Linked DNA regions of Homo sapiens: region 1 is linked to region 2. A link is a loop called in an ENCODE intact Hi-C map of the cell type or tissue named here. Cell type or tissue: PC-3. All regions are shown on one strand. Each heading gives the region's core, and the rest is flanking DNA. Links, peaks and the distances in the headings are about the cores only.

Evidence for each region. Hi-C counts contacts between places; a loop is a spot of excess contacts. Peaks named below come from ENCODE experiments on the same cell type or tissue, not always from the same donor. Only the 100,000 strongest peaks of a DNase experiment are listed, where the experiment ranks them.
Region 1: a loop joins it to region 2, with 11 times the contacts of the local background. A loop is called at or near these places in 1 of 110 quality-filtered maps.

What each region holds. Positions count from the first base shown.
Region 1 is chr1:64,384,725-64,390,222 of GRCh38, forward strand. No RefSeq gene overlaps it. Among named protein-coding and RNA genes, the nearest start is that of CACHD1, 83 kb to the right of the region's middle. In PC-3, for the core only: no CTCF peak of the experiment used is centred there; no DNase peak of the experiment used is centred there.
Region 2 is chr1:64,533,764-64,539,261 of GRCh38, forward strand. The region is part of intron 1 of CACHD1 (cache domain containing 1); the gene reads left to right. Among named protein-coding and RNA genes, the nearest start is that of MIR4794, 43 kb to the right of the region's middle. In PC-3, for the core only: no CTCF peak of the experiment used is centred there; no DNase peak of the experiment used is centred there; H3K4me3 peaks cover 935 bases; H3K27ac peaks cover 680 bases.

The sequences.
Region 1 (5,498 bases), core at 116-5,115, 150 kb before region 2:
CACATCTGTTTATGGTATGGTTTAATGAATATTTTAAGCCCACTGTTGAGACCTACAGTTAAAAAGAAAAAAGATTTATTTCAAAATATTACTGACCATTGGCAATGCACCTGGTCAGCCAAGAGTTCTGATGGAGATATGCAAGAAGATTAATGCTGTTTTTGTGTTTTTGGAGACAGTCTCACTCTGTCACCCAGGCAGGAGTGTAGTGGTACAATCTCGGCTCACTGCAACCTCCACCTCCCAGGTTCAAGCAATCGTCTTGCCTCAGCCCCCCAAGTAGCTGGGATTACATGTGCATGCTACCACACCTGACTAATTTGTGTGTTTTTAGTAGAGACAGGGTTTCGCCATGTTGGACAGGCTAGTCTCAAACTCCTGACATCAGGTGATCCACCTGCCTCAGCTTTCCAAAGTGCTGGGATTACGGGCGTGAGTCACCGTGCCTGACCTAATGTTTTTATGCCCACTAACACAACGTCCATTCTGCAGCCTATAGACCAAGAAGTACGTTTTACTTGCAAGTCTTATTATTTAAGAAATTCACTTCATAAGGTTGTAGCTGTCATAGTGATTCCGCTGATGGACAAAGTAAATTAAAACCAAAGCATTCGCCATTCCTTTTTTTTTTTTCCCAAAGCAAAGCAGCAAAAGTTTATTACACACAGTATTACACTCTCAAAGGGGAGAGTGAACTGTGAACTCACCTCTGCAAAATGAGATCAGCCCAGTCTGGTGTAGCTTGTGTCTTTTTATACGTTTTTTTTTTTCTCTTCTCTTCCCTAGCTGTCTAATCTCTAGCCAGTTCTGTCTTTTGATTGATAGGTGGGTTGCTTCATTACTTTGGCCCTTGTGCACTTATGTATTGCCTCTATCCCATAATTTTAAGTACATGCATGATATGTAGTCCATATGCATGACCCTTGAATAGCTAATTACCATATGGGGTCATTTTAAGAATACTTTTTCTCTCTAATGTGCATGCCCATCTCTGGGAAGCTACCCCTGACAGGTTTGGAACGGATCTAGCCAGCCATGGGGGCTCCTTACTCACTTCTTTTTTTTTAAAATCTTCAGCTTTTATTTTAAGTTCAGGGGTAATGAGCAGGATGCGCAGATTTGTTACATAGGTAAACATTTGCCACATTTGTTTGCTGCACAGATCATTCCATCACCTAGGTATTAAGCCCAGCATCCACTAGCTATTCTTCCTGATGCTCTCCCTCCCCACCCGCAAAGGGCCCCAGTGTGTGTTGTACCTCCCATGGGTTCTCATCATTCAGCTCCCATTTATAAGTGAGAACATGCAGTGTTTGGTTTTCTTTCTTTCTTTTTTTTTTTTTTTTTTTTTTTTTTAAGATGGAGTCTTGCTCTGTTGCCCAGGCTGGAGTGCAGTGGCACAATCTCGACTCACTGCAAGCTCCACCTCCTAGGTTCATGCCATTCTCCTGCCTCAGCCTCCCGAGTAGCTGGGACTACAGGCGCCTGCCACCATGCCCGGCTAATTTTTTGTATTTTTAGTAGAGATGGGGTTTCACCATGTTAGCCAGGATGGTCTCGATCTCCTGACCTCGAGATCCGCCCACCTCTACCTCCTAAAGTGCTGGGATTACAGGCGTGAGCCACTGCAGCCGGCCCAATGTTTGGTTTTCTGTTCCTATGTTAGTTTGCTAAGGATAATGACCTCCACCTCCATCCATGCCCCTGCAAAGAGCATGATCTTGTTCCTTTTTATGGCTGCATAGTATTTCGTGGCGATTGACCATTCTTGATGCCGTTAAGAACATTTAGGATTCATGGGAGGAGGTCAAAATGTGAACATTAACAGGAGTTTGAAAGAAGCTGATTCCAGCCCTCACGGATGACTTTGAGAGGCTCAAGACTTCCATGGAGGAAGTAATTGTAGATGTGGTGAACATAGCAAAAGAAATGTGGAGCTTGAAGATGGGGCTAAACTGTTGTAATCTCATGATAAAACTTGCTCACACCTGTAATCCCAGCACTTTGGGAGGCTGAGGCAGGTGGATCACCTGAGGTCAGGAGTGCGAGATCCAGCCTGGCCAACATGGTGAAACCCCGTCTCTACTAAAAATACAAAAACACAAAAATTAGCCGGGCATGGTGGCAGATGCCTGTAATCCCAGCTACTCAGGAGGCTGAGGCAGGAGAATTGCTTGAACCCGGGAGGCAAGGTTACAGTGAGCCGAGATCGTGCCACTGCACTCCAGCCTGGGTGACAGAGTGAGACTCCATCTAAGAAAAAAAAAGCTTGAACAGATGAGGAGTTGCTCCCTATGGATGTGCAAAGCAAGTGGTCTCTTGAGATGGAATCTACTCCTGGTGAAGATGCTATAAACATTGGTGCAATGACAACAAGGGATTTAGAATATTACGTAAACTTAGTTGATAAAGCAGCATTAGGGTTTAAGAGGACTGACTCCAATTTTGGAAGAAGTCGCACTGAGGGTAAAACGCTATCAAACAGCATCACATGCTACAGAGAAATCTTTCACGAAAGGGAAAGTCATTTGATCTGGCAAACTGAATTGCTGTATTATTTTAATAAATTGTCACAGCTATCCCATCCTTCAGCCGCCACCACCCTGATCATTCAGCAGCCATCAACATCAAGGCAAGACCCTCCACCAGAAAAAGATTGCAACTCACTGAAGGCTCAGATGGTCATTAGCATTTTTTAGCAATAAAGTATTTTAAAATTAAGGGATATATATTGTTTTTTAGACATAATGCTATTTCACAGTTAATATACTACAGTATTATGTAAACATAACTTTTATATGCACTGGGAAACCAAAAATTCTTGTGACTCACTTTATTACAATATGCACTTTCCTGCAGTGTTCTGAAACTGAACTGGAAGTATCTCCAAGGTATGCCTGTAACAGCCCTGCTGTTAAAGTTTTCAAAATTCTGGCCACCTTGTCTGGCAGTCAGTAAGGTTGTCACTGCACACAAAAACAATACAGTTTGCTTGATGCTGTTGTCATTGCTACTGCAGTTCAAGGGTCCAGGAGTAAGTGGGCCAAAATCTCAGCTATTGTCTCTTTTTGGTTCCCATTTTCCAAGGCTGTCTGGCTACAACCTCCAGACCAAAGCCCTGTGACCAGGCAAATGGCCAGAAGCTGCTGGGATAGGCCAATTATGTTTTTATGAGGGCACCGTGCTGCATGAATTTAAGAGCTGGACTTGAAGAAGGGAGTAGGAGCGAGAGGGTCTGGAGCAGGAAGAAGTCTTTGAGATGATGAGGGCAGGGTCAATAGAGAACATCAAATTGCAGCAGGTCACCAGGGTGGTGGTGTGACAGGAAGAGTGAGATAATCAAGTCTTCTCTGACACCACTGAATGTTAGGGATGGATGTCTGTCTGGTGACAGCCTGCCCTGAACTGTTCTGAATCCTTCTCTGTTAGCCATTTTCTAGGTTTCTGACCTCCAAAAGATTTGCAAAACTAGACTGTAATCAATTCCATTGTCTTCTCCAGAAATGTAACCAATATATCACTTTGCTGTAATATGATATTAATGTTACTATCCCAGACCATACTGTATTTTTCTTGGGCATCCTTATCTGCATAAACATTCTGAGCTGCCTTTTTATCTGACCCAGATGGTCTATAATAATTTCCTATTAGTCTTAGTTTCCTTTTATCTTTTATTTCCATCCAAACATATTTTGTCCCACTGCCAACTTATTTATTATGTGACATTCTTTCTCCCTTCAGACACAATATCCGCCTTGACCCATGTTGGCATAATTCCCCCTAGCCTGTTGTGTCTATCTCTTGCATAAACTTTCCATATCCAAATTATTCCAAGTCTGTTTCTTGTTTTAGCCCCTCCTTAGTAATCCTTGTTACATAATGTGTCTATTATATCTCTTGGTTTTGTTTTCTTTTAGTTCACTTCTTACCATGCATGTGAAAGTCATTTGTAAGGGGAGCTGTTTAGCATTTACTTTTATTTTTTCTTTGGTTTCTTTTGGGTTCTGGCTCCATCCCTGGAGTTCTTTTAATCTCCGACCCTCCTCTCTCTCCCAAGCCCTCTTCATTTCCCCATAACATGTTAGTTTATACCTTCTTCTCAGATGTACGCAATTTTTACCATTATGGCTTTGTGTATTGCTGTGTGGTTTTGCAGAAAAAGCTGGCTGTCCTTCAGTAACTTTCCAGCTCCCACCATTCATCTGTTTAGCAGGAGCTCCATTCAAAACCAGTTTTTTTTGTTTTTTGTTTGTTTGTTTGTTTTTGTTTGTTTTTATTATACTTTAAGTTCTAGGGTACATGTGCACAATGTGCAGGTTTGTTACATATGTATACATGTGCCATGCCGGTGTGCTGCATCCATTAACTTGTCATTTACGTTAGGTGTACCTCCTAATGCTATCCCTCCCCGCTCCCCACACCCCACAACAGGCCCTGGTGTGTGATGTTCCCCTTCCTGTGTCCAAGTGTTCTCATTGTTCAATTCCCACCCGTGAGTGAGAACATGTGGTGTTTGGTTTTTTGTCCTTGCAATAGTTTGCTGAGAATGATGGTTTCCAGCTTCATCCACGTCCCTACAAAAGACATAAGCTCATCATTTTTTATGGCTGCATAGTATTCCATGGTGTATATGTGCCACATTTTCTTAATCCAGTCTATCATTGTTGGACATTTGGGTTGGTTCCAAATCTTTGCTATTGTGAGTAGTGCCGCAATAAACATATGTGTGCCTGTGTCTTTGCAGCAGCATGATTTATATTCCTTTGGGTATATACCCAGTAATGGGATGGCTGGGTCAAATGGTATTTCTAGTTCTAGATCCCTGAAGAATTGCCACACTGTCTTCCACAATGGTTGAACTAGTTTACAGTCCCACCAACAGTGTAAAAGCCTTCCTATTTCTCCACATCCTCTCCAGCACCTGTTGTTTCCTGACTTTTTAATGATTGCCATTCTAACTGGTGTGAGATGATATCTCATTGTGGTCAAAACCAGTTTTATTCCAATCATTATCATGAGCCTAGAGCCTGAAGGAAGTCTGATAGAGACTTTTAAAAGTGCAACAATCTTGTTTTATGTTTTCATGAGACTTCAACAGTCTACAAAAAGTCCAGATCAATTGGTTGAAATGAATATTATTTTAATCAACTGCCTATTTAGTCTATAAGGAGTCAAATAGTTTGAACTGTATTCTCATTAAATTCTCTTTTTTTTTTTTTTTTTTTTGAGACAGAGTCTCTCTCTGTCGCCCAGGCTGGAGTGCAGTGGCGCGATCTCGGCTCACTGCAAGTTCCATCTCCTGGGTTCACGCCATTCTCCTGTCTCTGCCTCCCAAGTAGCTGGGACTACAGGCACCCACCACCACGCCTGGCTAATTTTTTGTATTTTTAGTAGAGACAGGGTTTCACCGTGTTAGCCAGGATGGTCTCAATCTCCTGACCTCGTGATCCGCCACCTTGGCCTCCCAAAGTGCTGGGATTACAGGCGTGAGCCACTGT
Region 2 (5,498 bases), core at 145-5,144:
TTTTGTGAAGACGGAATCTTGCTCTGTTGTCCAGGCTGGAGTGCAGTGGCATGATCTCGGCTCACTGCAAGCTCCGCCTCCTGGGTTCACGCCATTCTTCTGCCTCAGCCTCCTGAGTAGCTGGGACTACAGGCACCAGCCACCACATCCGGCTAATTTTTTTGTATTTTTACTAGAGATGGGGTTTCACAGTGTTAGCCAGGATGGTCTCAACCTCCTGACCTCGTTATCCACCTGCCTTGGCCTCCAAAAGTGCTGAGATTACAGTCGTGAGCCCAGCATTTTTTTTTTTTTTTTTGAGACAGAGTCTCACTCTGTTACCCAGGCTGGAGTGTAGTGGCATGTTCTTGGCTCACTGCAACCCCTGCCTCCTGGGTTGCAGAAATTCTTCTGCCTCAGCCTCTGGAGTAGCTGGGATTACAGGTGTGCACCATCATGCCCAGCTAATTTTTGTACTTTTAGTAGAAACAGAGTTTCACCATGTTGGCCAGGCTGGTCTTGAACTCCTGACCTCAGGTGATCCACCCACCTCGGCCTCCCAAAGTGCTGGGATTACAGGTGTGAGCCACCGCGCCCGGCCATCTTTTTCTTTCTGTTGTGTTATTTTATCTCTGACTGTGTGTAAAATCTCATTAGGAGAGAAGATCAAAAGTATAGATTTGGGGCTCTTGATAAATATGAAGGGCAGGTAAACAAACAAAAAGCCTTCCTGTTATATCCCCAACTCTGCACATCAGGCCTTAATAATATTCCCTGTTGAATGCTGAGCCTGAGGCTCTTGATGACTTTGCATAATATTTGGATGGAATGTCCCTTCCTCACACTTGCCACTACGTATCCTGCAGTATCTGCTTGCACTTGCCTCTTCTCCCTTGCACTCTGAGCAATTCAAGGGCAGGACTGTCTTAGTGCTGCATCTTCCAGAGCCTAGCTTGGGGCTGGCCCATAGCCTGTGCTCAGTAACAGGAAACAGAGTTGGGCCATGACTGGCAAGTGAGCATTTCTAGGACATTCACCTAAGGAAGGCTGAAGCTAGGACAATGGAAGCTGATCACCTTCTTCAGCTCCTGGAAGGACCAAGAGATCTAGATCCCAGATTCCAGCCCCCTGGCCTTGCCCTTGGGAAGCCTAGAGTTGTGGGATTGCAGTTTCACTCTGCTGCATATTGGATGTGAGACTTTGGTGGAAGTTGCTTTGTCATGCATTCTGCCAAGCCTTAGTTTCCTCATTTGTAGAACAGGGATACCAGTAGATACTTTTCAGGTTGGTTAAGGCAGAGACATTACAAATCAAAGTGCCCGTTCCTTCTTCTCTTTCTCCTGTCCTCTCAGGAAGCCCACTAAAGCTTATTTCATCTCTAATTCTGAACTTGGTGGACACAAGTAGAAAGTGGTTAATATCTAAAGATTGGGAATATGTCCCTTTTGCCCCCTCTAAGTGGTTTAGCAGTAGTAGATATTGCTTTTCTTTCTTCCCTCTCCCTCCGTCTTTCTCCACCTCTTTGTTAAGAAATTTCTTTTAGCCAGAGCTTACTTTTAAGTATACTTGATGGGAATTTGGAGGGTTTTTTTTTTTTTTTGAGATAGAGTTTTGCTCTTGTTGCCCGGGCTGGAGTGCAATGGCATGATCTTGGCTCACTGCAACCTCTGCCTCCTGGGTTCAAGTGATTCTCCTGCCTCAGCTTCCCAAGTAGCTGAGATTACATGCATGTGCCACCACACCTGGTTAATTTTGTATTTTTAGTAGAGGCAGAGTTTCACCATGTTGGCCAGGGTGGTCTCGTACTCCTGACCTCAGGTGATCCACCCACCTCAGCCTCCCAAAGTGTTGGGATTACAGGCATGAGCCACCACAGCCAGCTCTGGGAATTTGGATTTGTACAGAAATTCAATATAGGGAGACCATTACTGACATTTCAAGAAATTGACAGTAGAAATGTCTCCATTTGAAACGTCCCCTAGTAAAGGACTTTTAAAGCAATGTTTAGTAGGCCACCTCCCTCAGGGCCACCTCCATGAGTCTTACACATGCTGACCTCCCCTGGCTTCCTCTGGGCCTCTGGACTCATCTGTGGTGGTGGGGGGCCTAGGAATCTGCCTTTTATAACAAGCAATCCAAGATGTGTTTTGTACCCTTAAGTTTGATAACCACCACCTTTGCGTCAGAAATCCAATTTATGCAACTGTTATTGAGCCCCTACATTGTGCTCCCCATCGTATTCCTCACGTAGGTAATAACTAATTAAGTCCTCAAAGCTGTGACCATAAGGTTGATGTTATTGAGATGGTTTACATTCCATAAAGTCTCCTATATAAAGTGTACAATTCAGTGGTTTTTAGTAAGTTTCTAGTTATGCAATGATCACATGATCTAATTTTAGAACATTTTTCATCATTCCATAAAGAAATGTTGTATTCCTCCCTTAGTAGTCCCTCCCCAAACATAGATTTATTATACCCATTTTTGGAGATAGGAAAATGGAGTCTCCAGGCATTTAAACAATATGCCTTCAACTCTAGAGTAAATGTGGAGCCAGCAGCCAGAGTCCAACTTCCTTGCTTCCAGAACCCATGCTCTTTCCACTACACAATGCTTCCCATCCAGGAACTCAAGCCAAATTAAATATTTACTTGGTGGGGAGAATAATTTGATGTTCTGGTTTTGTCCTTGTTCAGTAGTTTGGGATAATAAATTTTCCCTTTCCGTTCCAACTGGCATTGAGGGGTAAATAAATATCGTTTAGTTTCTAGTTCGGTGTGCAGTACAGCCAGATTTTGAAAATTACATGACGAATTAGCATGGTAAAAAATTTAATAGTGGGAGGCTGAGAGTTAGGAGAAGTATTCGGTCCTGCCTCTGGTTGGTCACTTATCACGTACCTCCTGCACGCTTGATTTCCTCTTCTGTCAAATGAGTAGTTGTACCAAATCTTTTATTTAGTCATTAAACATTTACTGAACATGTATGGGTGATTAACACTGGATGTTGGATGTTCGGAGAAAACCACAACAGTTTTAATACCAGCTACATTTAATTGGGCAAAAACAGTATACCAGATGCTGTCTTAGCTGGTCATGCCATTTAATTTGAAGAGCAAACCTAATAGGTGGCTATGATAAATCTATTCTGTCTCTGTGGGGTTGGAGGCATGTTGCTGAAATTCCCGTGAGGAAACAGGCTCAGACGGTTTGGATAATTTGTTCTGGGTTACACACATCTGACATACCTGAAGTCTGGAAAATCCAAAGCCCAGACCTTTGTCCCCACACTAGACTGCCTCTCTAGGTGAGCAGGAGTCCTGTTGCCCTCTGTGAGGGTCACCGTATTTGCAGCATGATGTGAAAGTAAATATTCAGTGACAGCACCAAAAGGGCTTTAATCTTTTTTGACTCTGCTTGCTTAGGTCTGGGAAGGTGTCTCAGACCAGCCCTCCTATTCTCTTTAAAGGTTAGCCGATGATTGCGTTTTCCCCTCACCCAGTACTTATGCTGCCCTGCCCAGAAAAAAAAAAAATTGTTTGTTGAGCGGTGCTAGATTGGGAGGGACCAGCACCTCTGCAACATATTTCTTAACTTCAGTTTACTCCTTTGGCCTCCTTGGCGTGTGCGTCCAAAACCTTGGGCTAAAGTAAACTGGAGATTTGGCTTGTTCTCAGACAGGTGTTCCCATCAGGTCTTATAAACAAGGGGGAAAAAATCACTTTCTCAAGGACCCAACTTGAACTTGAAGAGGCCAGTTTGTTGAGACTGGGAGCGGAGCTTATAAAGGCACCGGGAGCTACCAGTGTCATAGCTGGATCTTTAATACCACAGCCATTTCCTGAAAATGTATAGCTTTGCAAAAGTCTTGTCACTTCCGAAGGCTTCAGAAATGCTGATTTGGAGGAGTTCCTATCATTAGGAATGGGACCCAGGTAGTCCCAAATGACATTATTTCTATGAATACATGTTCTTTTTGAAGGATTTTTAAAAAGTTACTATTTATTGAGCTCTTACTATATGCAAGAAATAAGTGCTATACTTTCATTGAGCCTCACAAAAACCAGTGAAGTAGCTATTATCACCTACATTTTATGAATAAGCAAATGGAGGCAAATCCAACCTCTCCAAGGCCACCCTGCTGGTAAGTGGCAAAGATTTTTTTTTTAACTCCCCATTTTATGTTTCCTTTATTTTTAACCCTAAAAACTTAAGAAAATTTCTACCCAGCATTTATTTATTAAGATTATATTGTGCATCTGAGTCCAGAAATCCATCATTCAGTCAAGATGTTAGTTAATAATTATTGTTGAGAGTCATGGCATGTGGTGCTGCAGCCTTTACAGGCAAGGGTTGTTACCATGGCATTCGATATGCGTGACAGGCACCCTGGCTGTGACAGCCTGAAAAACGATATAGTCAGGAGGACCTGGGAGTCATTTATGTAATCATATTAGCATCACATTTATTCCATAAAGGCTCACTACTTTGACTCATGGCTTCAATTTCCACATTTAAACTCATCATTTTCAAGATTGATTCTATTTAAATTTTCATCTTAAAAAATTCAGCGCATCAGTATTTGGGTACTCCCCCCTGCAGCAGTTTCAGAGATATATTTATAATTATTTTTAAACAATTTAAGTCAGCAAATATAATTTTCTTGAGACATCATATGACAGAAAGACTCTTAGCATTAGTAGCTTTTCAAAAGTCTAGCAATTGGCATGTCAGTAAAATTCTAGCACAATGGTAGAGTAGAAATTTTAGGTTCACAGTATTTTATAGAATCTAACCCAATTTCCTGTTTTTTATGTGAGGGAAACTAAGCCTAGGGAGGAGGCTAAATGACTTCACCAGACTGTAGAGCTAGTTCGCACAGAGCTGCAATTTGATATTATTAGTTATTTAGGTTTTGTGATGTTTTGACTTATACTTTCTGTACTTGATGATTGTACTGAAAAAGTATTTATTTGAATAAAGGAATATACCAGAATCGTATTTATGAAAATTCTCTCTTTGGACGTGATATAAATGAACACTTCTTCAGAAAAACATCCAAAACAGCCTCACAGTTAGTAGCATATTTCGAAGTATTGAAAACTTATCTTCATCTCAGAATGCAACATTGCAACTGTGTTTTAAACCCCAACAGTTGTTTTCCATTAAGTTATTTTAAAATTATTTTTTGAACAAGTATTTCTCAGTCTCATTCTCCAACACTACTTCATGCAAGTGCTATAGGGATTGCAAGACTGAATAAAACTGCCCCTCACAGGACTTTATAATCTTTTGGGGGAGGTAAGACACATGGGAAACTCAACGTCAGAGCCTCTCAAGCATCATACTAGAAGATGATGCTGTTCATTTGGTTCTTAGAGTTGTCACAGACCCTTGGGATGCTAATGGATTTCTAAATGGACTGCATTTTTTTCTTTGCGAAAAGGCTTAGGAACAGTTTAGGAAAGTGGGTGCCTGGCCCTGAGCATGTGGAATATAAACATTCTTAAAGCACCTATT